Regions from separate parts of the Homo sapiens genome. Here region 1 is linked to region 2. The links are chromatin contacts, found by Hi-C or POLR2A ChIA-PET in ENCODE. All regions are on one chromosome and are shown on one strand. The core of a region is the stretch at or near the end of the contact, and the rest is flanking DNA. Distances in the headings are between cores, read along the strand shown. Region 1 overlaps BIN1 (bridging integrator 1). Region 2 holds the start of BIN1 (bridging integrator 1).

Region 1 (4,853 bases), core at 700-3,199, 57 kb after region 2:
GCCTGCCCAAGTAAGTGCCCACCTCCAGCCCCTGTCTGGCTTGTCCCCAGTCTCTAGGGGTGCAGCATGGAAGGAGAGCCCCGAGGAGGGGTTGCAGGAGGGACCAGGCCACCATGGATGTGAGGGTGAGGACAGGGTCCTGAGCTAGGCTGCCCCAGCACGGGCTTGTCACCAAGGCTGCCAGGGATGAGTGAGCGCAGCTGGGCGCATCAGCCCCTCCTGCTTGCCCACCCCAGCCCAGCCTCCCAGCGCAGGAGGAGCATTTAGAGCACCTACTGGTTTATGCCAGGCACTTTCCAGAATCTTCTCATTTAATCTTCGTCATCACCTTTACAGCCAGACACTTCCTCCTTTTACAGATGAGGAGATGGGGGCTAGGAGGGTTGAGTAACTTGGTTCCAGCACTCAGAAGTGGCCAAGTCTGAGTGTCGGCCCAGGTCAGCCCAGCTCTGGGGTTCCTGCAGGGCCTGCCGTGGTGCCCGTGCTGCGGTGCCCGTGCTGCGGTGCCCATTCTGTGCCACACCCTTCTTGGATTTGGGCTGCGCACAGGCTGCACCGCACCACCTGCGCTGGGTTGTGCTCAGGCTGGGACAGATGTGTGTTGCTGTCCCCTGCCATGGACTATCTATAGGTGCAGCAAGATCCTGCCACCTGCCGGGTCAAGCAGGGTGGGCGGGTGGTGGCTGTGGCTGGGCGAGGTCTTGGTGCCGAGAGAGCAGGGCCTGTGAGGCGGGGTTGGGGGTGGCACTCTGGGGCTTGCACTGGGCTTCTTCACAGCATTGTCACTCACATCCCTGGGCCTGCCAGCGCCTACTCTTCAGCTGCTTCCCCGGCCCAGGGCCCAGCTTGTCCAGCAGAGGCTCCCTGGATTCTTCGAGGCACTGGGCAGCTCTAGACCCTGCTGCCAGCCAGGCGATGCCCCCGGCCCTGTCGCTTGGGTGCTGCCCTCCTGTGGCCTGTTTCCTGTGTCCTGGCTGTGTCCTGTCCTGTGTCTGACCCCAAGCCGGCATTTATGTTGCAGCCAGCAGAGGCCTCGGAGGTGGCGGGTGGGACCCAACCTGCGGCTGGAGCCCAGGAGCCAGGGGAGACGGCGGCAAGTGAAGCAGCCTCCGTAAGACAGCAGGGACAAAGCCCTGCCTTTTCCTCCCTGCCGCCCGCCTGCCTGTCCGGGGCTCCCCTGTGGCCCCTGCTGGTGCTGGTCCAGGCCTGGCTCCTGTTGAGGAAGCTGGAGGCGGGCCGGTCTGGCACCAGGCGCAGACACCTTTCTCCCCTCCCCGCCCCTCTTCTCCTCGGTGGCCCTGGCTGTCCCTGGACCACCTCCCTGCTCAGCTGACCCGTACCTCTGCCACCAGAGCTCTCTTCCTGCTGTCGTGGTGGAGACCTTCCCAGCAACTGTGAATGGCACCGTGGAGGGCGGCAGTGGGGCCGGGCGCTTGGACCTGCCCCCAGGTTTCATGTTCAAGGTGAGCCCACAGCCTCTGACTGCTGCAGTCCCTCGGTGCCCTGGTGGGCAGATGAGAACCCTGAGCCTCAGGAGACTCTGTGGTTTGCCCAAAGTTGTGCAGGCGCTACTAGGTCACTCCCAGCCAGCAAGGTGGCATCTGAGCCCCATACTGTCCTGCTGCTTTTGAGCACTCCTGGTCTCCATACTGCCACCTGCACCTCCCACACGCAAGGCCCGTGCTCTGTGCAGGGCTGGAGGTGGGACGGAAGGTCTGACTTGCGATCCGCATCCTCTGCAGGTACAGGCCCAGCACGACTACACGGCCACTGACACAGACGAGCTGCAGCTCAAGGCTGGTGATGTGGTGCTGGTGATCCCCTTCCAGAACCCTGAAGAGCAGGTGAGGGCTGGGTGGGGCCGCCAGAGCGCAGGGGGACCACAGGCATCCTGGCTGCGGCTGGCACCGCCGTGGCGGAGACAGGCCAGCAGGGGGCAGCAGAGGCCCGCGAGCACCAGGGCTCCCGCGCCAACTGCTCCTCCCCGCCCTCCACGTCGGGCTTTTTCCTCTCTCCCTCTCCTCTCCCTTCCCTTGGCCCCTCTCCTGTTAGGCCTCTCTCTCTCCCTGTCCCCATACCCGCTTCTTCCTGTAGCCTCTGCTTTCTTCTCCCCACGTCCCCCCTTTGCTCAGGCGCTCTCAGCTCTGCCTCTGTCTCTCCCCTTCTCCTCTCCTGGCAGCTGTGCCTGAGGCCTGCCTCCCTCCTGGGACAGGATGCTTGACCCCTCCTGCCCCGCCCACAAGGTGCCCACCCTGCAGCCAGCCGGAGCACTGGTTGGGCTCATGAAGCCCCGTGTGCCGTCCCTCGAGGCGGGCCCTGCCCTGTGCACGCAGGGCCATGGGCTTCCCAGCTGTGTCCCCGGCTGAGGCTCACCCACGATGCCTTCCAGACCCTTCTCCTCCTGCTGTGGCTTCATGTTAATCTCCTGGAAGTGAGGGCTCCTGTTGAGCCTGGGTGGGTGCTAAGTGTGTCCCTCCTAGGTCTGGGACCCTCCTGGATCTGGGTCAGTTGCCCCTCCCAGGGGGCCTTGGACTCTTGGCAGGAGCCTCCCCGCTGTGTAGAGCCAGCTTTGCTTGTGGGGGGTCGGTGGTGCCATGTGGGCATCTGGCTTCCTCCACGGCTCAGCCCCTGAGCACCTCGGGCTGTGCACAGAGGGCCTGGCCGGCTTCTTCCTGCTTCCAGAGAACATGTTTAGCCATCAACGCTTCTGTGTGAATAGGTTATCAGAGCGGCTGAGGGTGACAGTGGGTCTGCCTGGGTCTTGGATGAGGCCGACCCTACTGGGGGTCCTGGGCTGGGATGTAGGGGTACCAGGTACTTATTGAGGTCCGGGGCAGGAGGCCTGAGTGATGAGGACCTTGTGGGCCTGGCACTGATTTGGCCCTTTCTCCTAAGCCCCCAGGTCTTCATGGACCTCCTAGTGGGCCAGCCCTGGCTGGGTAGGATTTCAAGCAGACTGCTACCCAGAGCCCACAGTGAGAATTGGCCTGGGGCTGCTGGAGGGGGCTCAGATAGGGCATGAGTAGGGTCTGTGACCAGGCTGACAATGACACAGAGGGAAATAACAAAGACCCAGGTAGGCCCCAGGCACAGCCCAGCTGCAGGGGCAGCCTCGGCCCAGCCACTGGCAGGAGTGGATGGCCATACGGCTCCCCGTGACCCACCTGGGGCCAGGGGCCTGTCAGCACTCCCAGAGAAGGCCCTGCGGGTGTCAGGATTGAAGCAAAGGGCAAGTCGAAGTTGGAGGGACTGGTGGGATGGCCCCAAGTCCCTCTAGAACTTGTAACTTGTTGTCACTCCCAAAACTTTCTGGGGTTGTTTGAGAAGCCTGGAATCCTGGAAGGGCTGATGTGCACATCATGCATGCAGTGGGACTCATCAAAACCAGCCACGAATGGTTAGATCCACCTGCGGACGACAGGCTGGCTCCTGTGGTGCCTCTGGGCAGGAGCCTCAGCCAGCAGCATCAGGGAGTGCTGCCTGGAGGAGGTGTTCTCAAGGTGGGCTTGGCAGGCTGAGGCACCAACAGCAGGAGGAGGGGCCGTCTTCCCAGCAGGTTGGAGTGGGATGCGTGCCCTGTGGGGTGGAGCCCCTTGCTCATCCCTGTGCGACCTGGTGCTCTGCCCCTCAGGATGAAGGCTGGCTCATGGGCGTGAAGGAGAGCGACTGGAACCAGCACAAGGAGCTGGAGAAGTGCCGTGGCGTCTTCCCCGAGAACTTCACTGAGAGGGTCCCATGACGGCGGGGCCCAGGCAGCCTCCGGGCGTGTGAAGAACACCTCCTCCCGAAAAATGTGTGGTTCTTTTTTTTGTTTTGTTTTCGTTTTTCATCTTTTGAAGAGCAAAGGGAAATCAAGAGGAGACCCCCAGGCAGAGGGGCGTTCTCCCAAAGATTAGGTCGTTTTCCAAAGAGCCGCGTCCCGGCAAGTCCGGCGGAATTCACCAGTGTTCCTGAAGCTGCTGTGTCCTCTAGTTGAGTTTCTGGCGCCCCTGCCTGTGCCCGCATGTGTGCCTGGCCGCAGGGCGGGGCTGGGGGCTGCCGAGCCACCATGCTTGCCTGAAGCTTCGGCCGCGCCACCCGGGCAAGGGTCCTCTTTTCCTGGCAGCTGCTGTGGGTGGGGCCCAGACACCAGCCTAGCCTGGCTCTGCCCCGCAGACGGTCTGTGTGCTGTTTGAAAATAAATCTTAGTGTTCAAAACAAAATGAAACAAAAAAAAAATGATAAAAACTCTCAGAAAACGTGTGTGTATTTGTTCTCCCTCTTCTTGTCCGTGAGTGCGGATGGAACCGTGTTATCTGTGGCTTTCTTACTGAGATGGTCTGCCCCCGAAGGCCCGCTGCCCTGGGCTGGTGCACCACAGGGCTTCAGCCCCTGTCCCCTGGGGTTCTTAGGGGTGGTCAGCTGGAGGTCAGGGACTGGGGGCTTGGGTGAAGGGGCTTGGCGAGCCATCTCTGTCCGAGAAATCTGCTGAGTGCTATCCTAAGTGACCTTTTTATTTTATTTTGTTTCATTGTTTTGAGACAGAGTTTTGCTCTTGTCGCCCAGGCTAGAGTGCAATGGCGAGACCTTGGCTCACTGCAACCTCCCGCTCCTGGGTTCCATCGATTATCCTGCCTCAGCCTCCTGAGTAGCTGGGATTACAGGCGTGAGCCACCACACCCGGCTAATTTTATATTTTTAGTAGAGATGGGGTTTCACCATGTTGGCCAGGCTGGTCGCAAACTCCTGACCTCAGGTGATCCACCTGCCTTGGACTCCCAAAGTGTTGGGATTACAGGCATGAGCCACCACACTCAGTGACCTTATTTAATACGCAAGAGAACCTGTGGTTCAGGTACCAGGACTCCCTTTCA
Region 2 (4,899 bases), core at 633-3,132:
ACAATAAAATAATATAAATAAAAAACAAGGCCGGGCACGGTGGCTCACACCTATAATCCCAGCACTTTGGGAGGCCAAGGCGGGAGGATCACGAGGTCAGGAGATGGAGACCATCTTGGCCAACATGGTGAAACTCCGTCTCTACTAAAAATACAAAAATTAGCTGGGCATGGTGGCACGTGCCTGTAGTCCCAGCTGCTCGGGGGGCTGAGGCAGGAGAATCACTTGAACCCGGGAGGCAGAGGTTGCAGTGAGCCCAGATTGCGCCACTGCACCCCAGACTGGCGACAGAGTGAGACTCTGTCTAAAAATAAATAAATAAATAAATAAAAAATACAGCGTTAACAACTATTTACATAGTATTTAAATTGTATTAGCTATTACAAGAATCTAGAGATAATTTAAAGTATTTTGGAGGATTTGTGTACGCTATATGCAGATACTGTGTCAATTCATATGAGGGACTTGAGCATCCCTGGATTTTGGTATCCACGGATGTGCTGGAACCAGTCCCCTGGGGGATACCGAGGGACATCATGATAATAGGCCCGGAAGAGGACAGACGAACACACTGGGCCATGGGGCAGCACTGAGCGGTGGTGGAAGAACCCCGAGTAGCCGGAGAAAGAGCAGGAGGGCCTTCCAGGGAAGAGGGAATGGCCTGTGTGAACCCAGGCTGAACCTCTCATTCCTGGGACTCGATTTCTCCATTTGTACAAACTGCTTGGTTTGTGGTCTGCAAGAGCCCTTCCTGTTCCTCCAGGAAGCCTCTCAGGGACCTCTGTCCCTGGCCAGCTCTGCTCCTCTGACCGCTGCGGGTCCTGCAGGCCATAGCCCTGGCTCCTGTGTGTGCACCAGACACGTCTAGGCCTCTTCAGCGGGACCTATCTCTCTGCTCAACTCAATCAACAGTTCTTTAGAAATTTCCAGGGGCAGCAAAGTGCTGTAGCCCCTGACATGTTTTAGGGCTGAATGGGGGTGGGTATCAGCAGACTCAATACGTATTTATTAACTTAAAAGAAGTGTCATTGGTCTATTGGCAAAGCTGGTTAGCAATAACCTTATCTTCTCCAGGAATAATGATCACTAATCATTCCTTCCTGCTGGGGGTAGGAGACAACCCGGCGTATGGTGGTGGAGCACCTGGGAGACAGAGGCAGAGATCTCGTTCCTCGATCCCGGCGCGTTGGTTGTAAAGTAGGAACAGTAATAGCACCTACCTCTAGGGCCACGGAGACCGAATGAAATAATGCCTGTCAAGTCACTTAGTACACAGTAAGCACTCAGTAATGCTAGGTTGTTGTTATTATAATAAATTTTTAGCGAACGGGAAGACCAAGCACCGGTTGGTACTGGGCTAGGCGCCGTAGGCAAAGATGTGGAGATGTCCCGGAGGCGCCTAGGGTATCCGGGCGAAAACCCGAGGGCCGAAGGCTGGGAGGAGGCGGAGCGTCGGGCACCGGGCACCGGGCACCGGGCGGGAGGTGAGCCCCTGGAAAAGGAGGGGGCTCCGGGCGCGTTCTCCCAGCAGCCGCGGCTCCTCTGTTCAGGGCCGCGCCCCCTTCGCCGCACTTTCTCTTTGATTTCGAAAGCACTCCTCTCCTCCACCTAGTCTCCTTTCCTGGGTTGCAGGAGATTACTGCTTGCGGGGAAGACCAAGACGCCAGGCCGGCGGATTAGTCCCCGCCCCGGGGCGGTGCAGCTGGAGCGTCAGGGGAGTCCCGCTCGCCGCAGCCCCAGCGCCGCGCGCGCCCCTCCCTCCTCGCGGACCTGGCGGTGCCGGCGCCCGGAGTGGCCCTTTAAAAGGCAGCTTATTGTCCGGAGGGGGCGGGCGGGGGGCGCCGACCGCGGCCTGAGGCCCGGCCCCTCCCCTCTCCCTCCCTCTGTCCCCGCGTCGCTCGCTGGCTAGCTCGCTGGCTCGCTCGCCCGTCCGGCGCACGCTCCGCCTCCGTCAGTTGGCTCCGCTGTCGGGTGCGCGGCGTGGAGCGGCAGCCGGTCTGGACGCGCGGCCGGGGCTGGGGGCTGGGAGCGCGGCGCGCAAGATCTCCCCGCGCGAGAGCGGCCCCTGCCACCGGGCGAGGCCTGCGCCGCGATGGCAGAGATGGGCAGTAAAGGGGTGACGGCGGGAAAGATCGCCAGCAACGTGCAGAAGAAGCTCACCCGCGCGCAGGAGAAGGTGAGCGAGCCGGAGCCCCAGCAGCCGCGGAGTCCCAGCCGCCGCGGAGCCCCGGCCACCTGTCCCCCTATCCTCCGACCCCGGGGCCTGGTCCTTCGCCAGGATCTGGTGCTGTCACCTCTAGAGGAGCGCTTTCGAGGGGCTTCGAGGTCCCCAGGCTGCGTTCCCCGGCGCTCTGGGTGCCCTCTTAGGTTTGCGTCCTCTGTCTCCCCACACCCGGCCGGGGCAGGACAGGGCCCCGCTTTGCACCTTCGTGGCTCGGCTGCACAGCAGTGGCCGGCCCTGCTCCAGGCTCTTCTCAGGCGCGCGCTCCAGGCTACCCCGCTTTGGAGGCCAAGGGCCGGGAGGCTGGGAGGCCAGGTGGTGACCCTCAGCTCTCCAGGCCCATGCAGGCAACCTAGGCTGGGCCGGCGCTCGGGGCGAGAGGGAGTATGTCCCTCTGCCCCTGGGGACACTATTCCCCCGGACTCCCAAGGCTGCTTCTCGAACCGGCACCCACAGTTCCTTCCTTCCCACTGCTTCTCCACTTTCGTTCTCCGTGGGCCGAAGGAGGGATTGGGTTTCCTTTCCCGAGAGGTGCCTGCGGCCTGGAAGCTCCCGCCCAGCCCGGCCCCACCGGGAGCCCAGGGCTACGCACCCCGCAAGGAGGTGCCCTCGCCCCAGCAGGGGCTTAGCGTTTCCGGCGGCCGGGGAGCGGGTGGCGGCACTGGCTTTGGGAGCCCACGGCCGGGTGGGGAGCTGGCCTGGAGGAGGCGCGTGGAAGGCGCCACAGGAAACCCGACCCCTCCTCGCGGAGAGCTGGAATGGGGGATGGAGCCGGGGCCTCCCAGGGTGCCCAGAGCGTGCAGGAAATGCAGAGATTGAGGGGCGGGGGTCTGCACCCGGTCAGTTGTCTATCCCAAGCCACCTCTGGTTTATTGAATTGGATCACGCCAGCTGCTGACGCCACTTCCCCTGACGACTCCAACTCTGAAATCTGAGATTGCAGAATCTGTGTTTCTGCCAGGGTGGCCCCCCAGTGCCCCGCGGCCAGGCCTGCCCCCTCTCCCACCCGCTGCGCGGCCGCCGGGTGGAGGCGCAGGGACAGGCCGGCCTTCCCCTGCCAGGCCTGGTGGCTGTTTATAAACAATGACTTTTGCTTCTGAGACCCGCGGGCTCCCTAAGGATGCAACCACGTGATTGCTGGGGGATGGGGGAGAGGGGGGCGCCTAGAGCTTCCCCATACCTCCCTCAGAGTCCTACTGCTCATCCCTGTGTTTCCTGGCTAAGGAGGTGGGTGGGTGTGCATTGAAGGAAGGGCCCTCAGCCAAGTCCAGGTTTGCCCAGACCCAGCTCCCCAACCCCCCACCCCAGGGAAGGAGGAGGAGGAGGAGGAGGAGGAGGAGGAGGAGGGATTAAAGCCCCAGGAATAGCTGGCTGGGGGCTGGGAAGACTTCAGGTTGTGGGGTGGGGGGGTGGCAGCACAGATGCAGCCACCCCTGCTCCGGGCTGCCATGACTGGGTAATCCATCTGTGTGCCTGGAGCAGGCAGCCCTGGGCCAGAGCCTGCTTCCTTCCCTAAAGGGCCAGGGAGATGAATGGGAAGGGAGGTTAGCTGAGCTGTGTTCCCTGCCCCCTTCCCACTGGTGTCCCACCCCTTCCTGGCTCCCCAAGGCTCTTGGTGTGTCTCCTTTGCCCTGGTTGTCTTTTCTCTGCAGCAGCATCTTTGATGTCATTCTCGGGGCAGTAGGCAAGGGCTGTGTCCCCTCCAAGGAGGTGGTGATGTATCACTGAGCTCCTGAGACACCATCCCTCTCTCTTGAGCCCCTGTTCTGTGGCCACGGGCAGTTGGCTGACAGTTGGTCAGCTAGGCATGCTGGTCTTGGCCAACAGCTGACCTTGCCCATGCCGGGCTTCCTGGGACTGGAGTTGTTTAGTGTTCCAGCTGCTCTCTGCCTGCCGGAGACTAGTTAGGGACCCTCCCCCCATCAGAAACCAAGGCAGCATGACCATCATGACAGGCATCCAGGCCAGGTCTCTGAAAGTAGCCTTCCCCTCCCTTTGGGTTGCAGGCCCTGCTCGCAGGAAGCCCCATGCCTCAACCCACAGCAGCCTCTGCTGTGTGCCTTCCTGTAGAGTCTGTGCCATCATTGGAGGGTCATCCTCAGTGTCTTCTGTTGGTGATCAGTGCCGCCTCTAACTCCCACTGTCAATGAAACTGGAATCCTAGTCTCTTACAGGCAGCCCCACCACTATACCTACCTTGCCTTGGTGAAATCAGTGGGTAATAGGGCAATTCCAGTTTCCCTGTGGCTACAGGAAGGCGTTTCCTGAGCAAGGATGGCAGGAGCTGTGCTGGGAGGCTGGGAGAGTCCTGGCGTCCTGGCGTAGGAAGAAGGGCCCGTATCTTGCATCCACCCTTCACCCCCGGCCTTCCCACATCCACTTCCAGCCCAAACAAACATCCAGACTGTGAGGGTGACAGTGTGGTCAAGGGCAGCCTGCACTCTTGTAGGGTCCCCAAGCCAGCTCTTTTTTGACTGTTGTTACCTGTTGACCCTTCTGCCTCCACCACTGGTCTGGCTGATCCCTGAGGGCACGGCAGGGCACATCCAGGTGTGTGCATTGAGGATGTTACCTGGCCCCAGTCGGTGCTTAGTGAATGTTTTTGAACAAGGGATTTGGGCCTGACGCAGGCTGATGGTGGATTGATTTGTGTTGTTTGTTCTCTGCCATCACTCATT

Evidence for each region. Hi-C counts contacts between places; a loop is a spot of excess contacts on that map. ChIA-PET counts read pairs that join two places held with the same protein, here RNA polymerase II (POLR2A). Pooled maps may share reads with other maps.
Region 1: a map of dorsolateral prefrontal cortex shows a loop between it and region 2 (2.2-fold over the local background). The contact joins the enhancer-like site here to the promoter of BIN1 in region 2. A Hi-C loop is called at or near these places in 38 of 168 maps with a recorded cell type or tissue (B cell, CD4-positive, alpha-beta T cell, CD4-positive, alpha-beta memory T cell and 27 more), 27 of 37 single-sample maps with no recorded cell type and 40 of 50 pooled maps. POLR2A ChIA-PET finds 5 or more read pairs at or near these places in 13 of 52 experiments (AG04449, AG04450, BJ and 8 more).

What each region holds. Positions count from the first base shown.
Region 1 is chr2:127,047,412-127,052,264 of GRCh38, reverse strand. It overlaps BIN1 (bridging integrator 1), which reads left to right. Exons shown (of 19, transcript NM_139343.3): 15 at 1-10; 16 at 1,022-1,111; 17 at 1,353-1,463; 18 at 1,743-1,844; 19 at 3,632-4,233. The coding sequence ends at 3,739. Among named protein-coding and RNA genes, the nearest start is that of BIN1, 57 kb to the left of the region's middle. Within about 2 kb of position 1,949, at least 4 of the 41 ENCODE cell types and tissues checked have a DNase peak (open chromatin) inside an H3K27ac peak, as active enhancers do; they include dorsolateral prefrontal cortex, gastrocnemius medialis and psoas muscle, where a contact is called at or near this core.
Region 2 is chr2:127,104,137-127,109,035 of GRCh38, reverse strand. It overlaps BIN1 (bridging integrator 1), which reads left to right and starts at 1,882. Exons shown (of 19, transcript NM_139343.3): 1 at 1,882-2,176. The coding sequence starts at 2,093. LOC105373605 (a long non-coding RNA gene) reads right to left here and starts at 1,891. Exons shown (of 4, transcript XR_923311.4): 1 at 1,221-1,891. RefSeq lists silencers at 1,755-1,814, 1,649-1,943, 1,825-2,034 and an enhancer at 4,754-4,899.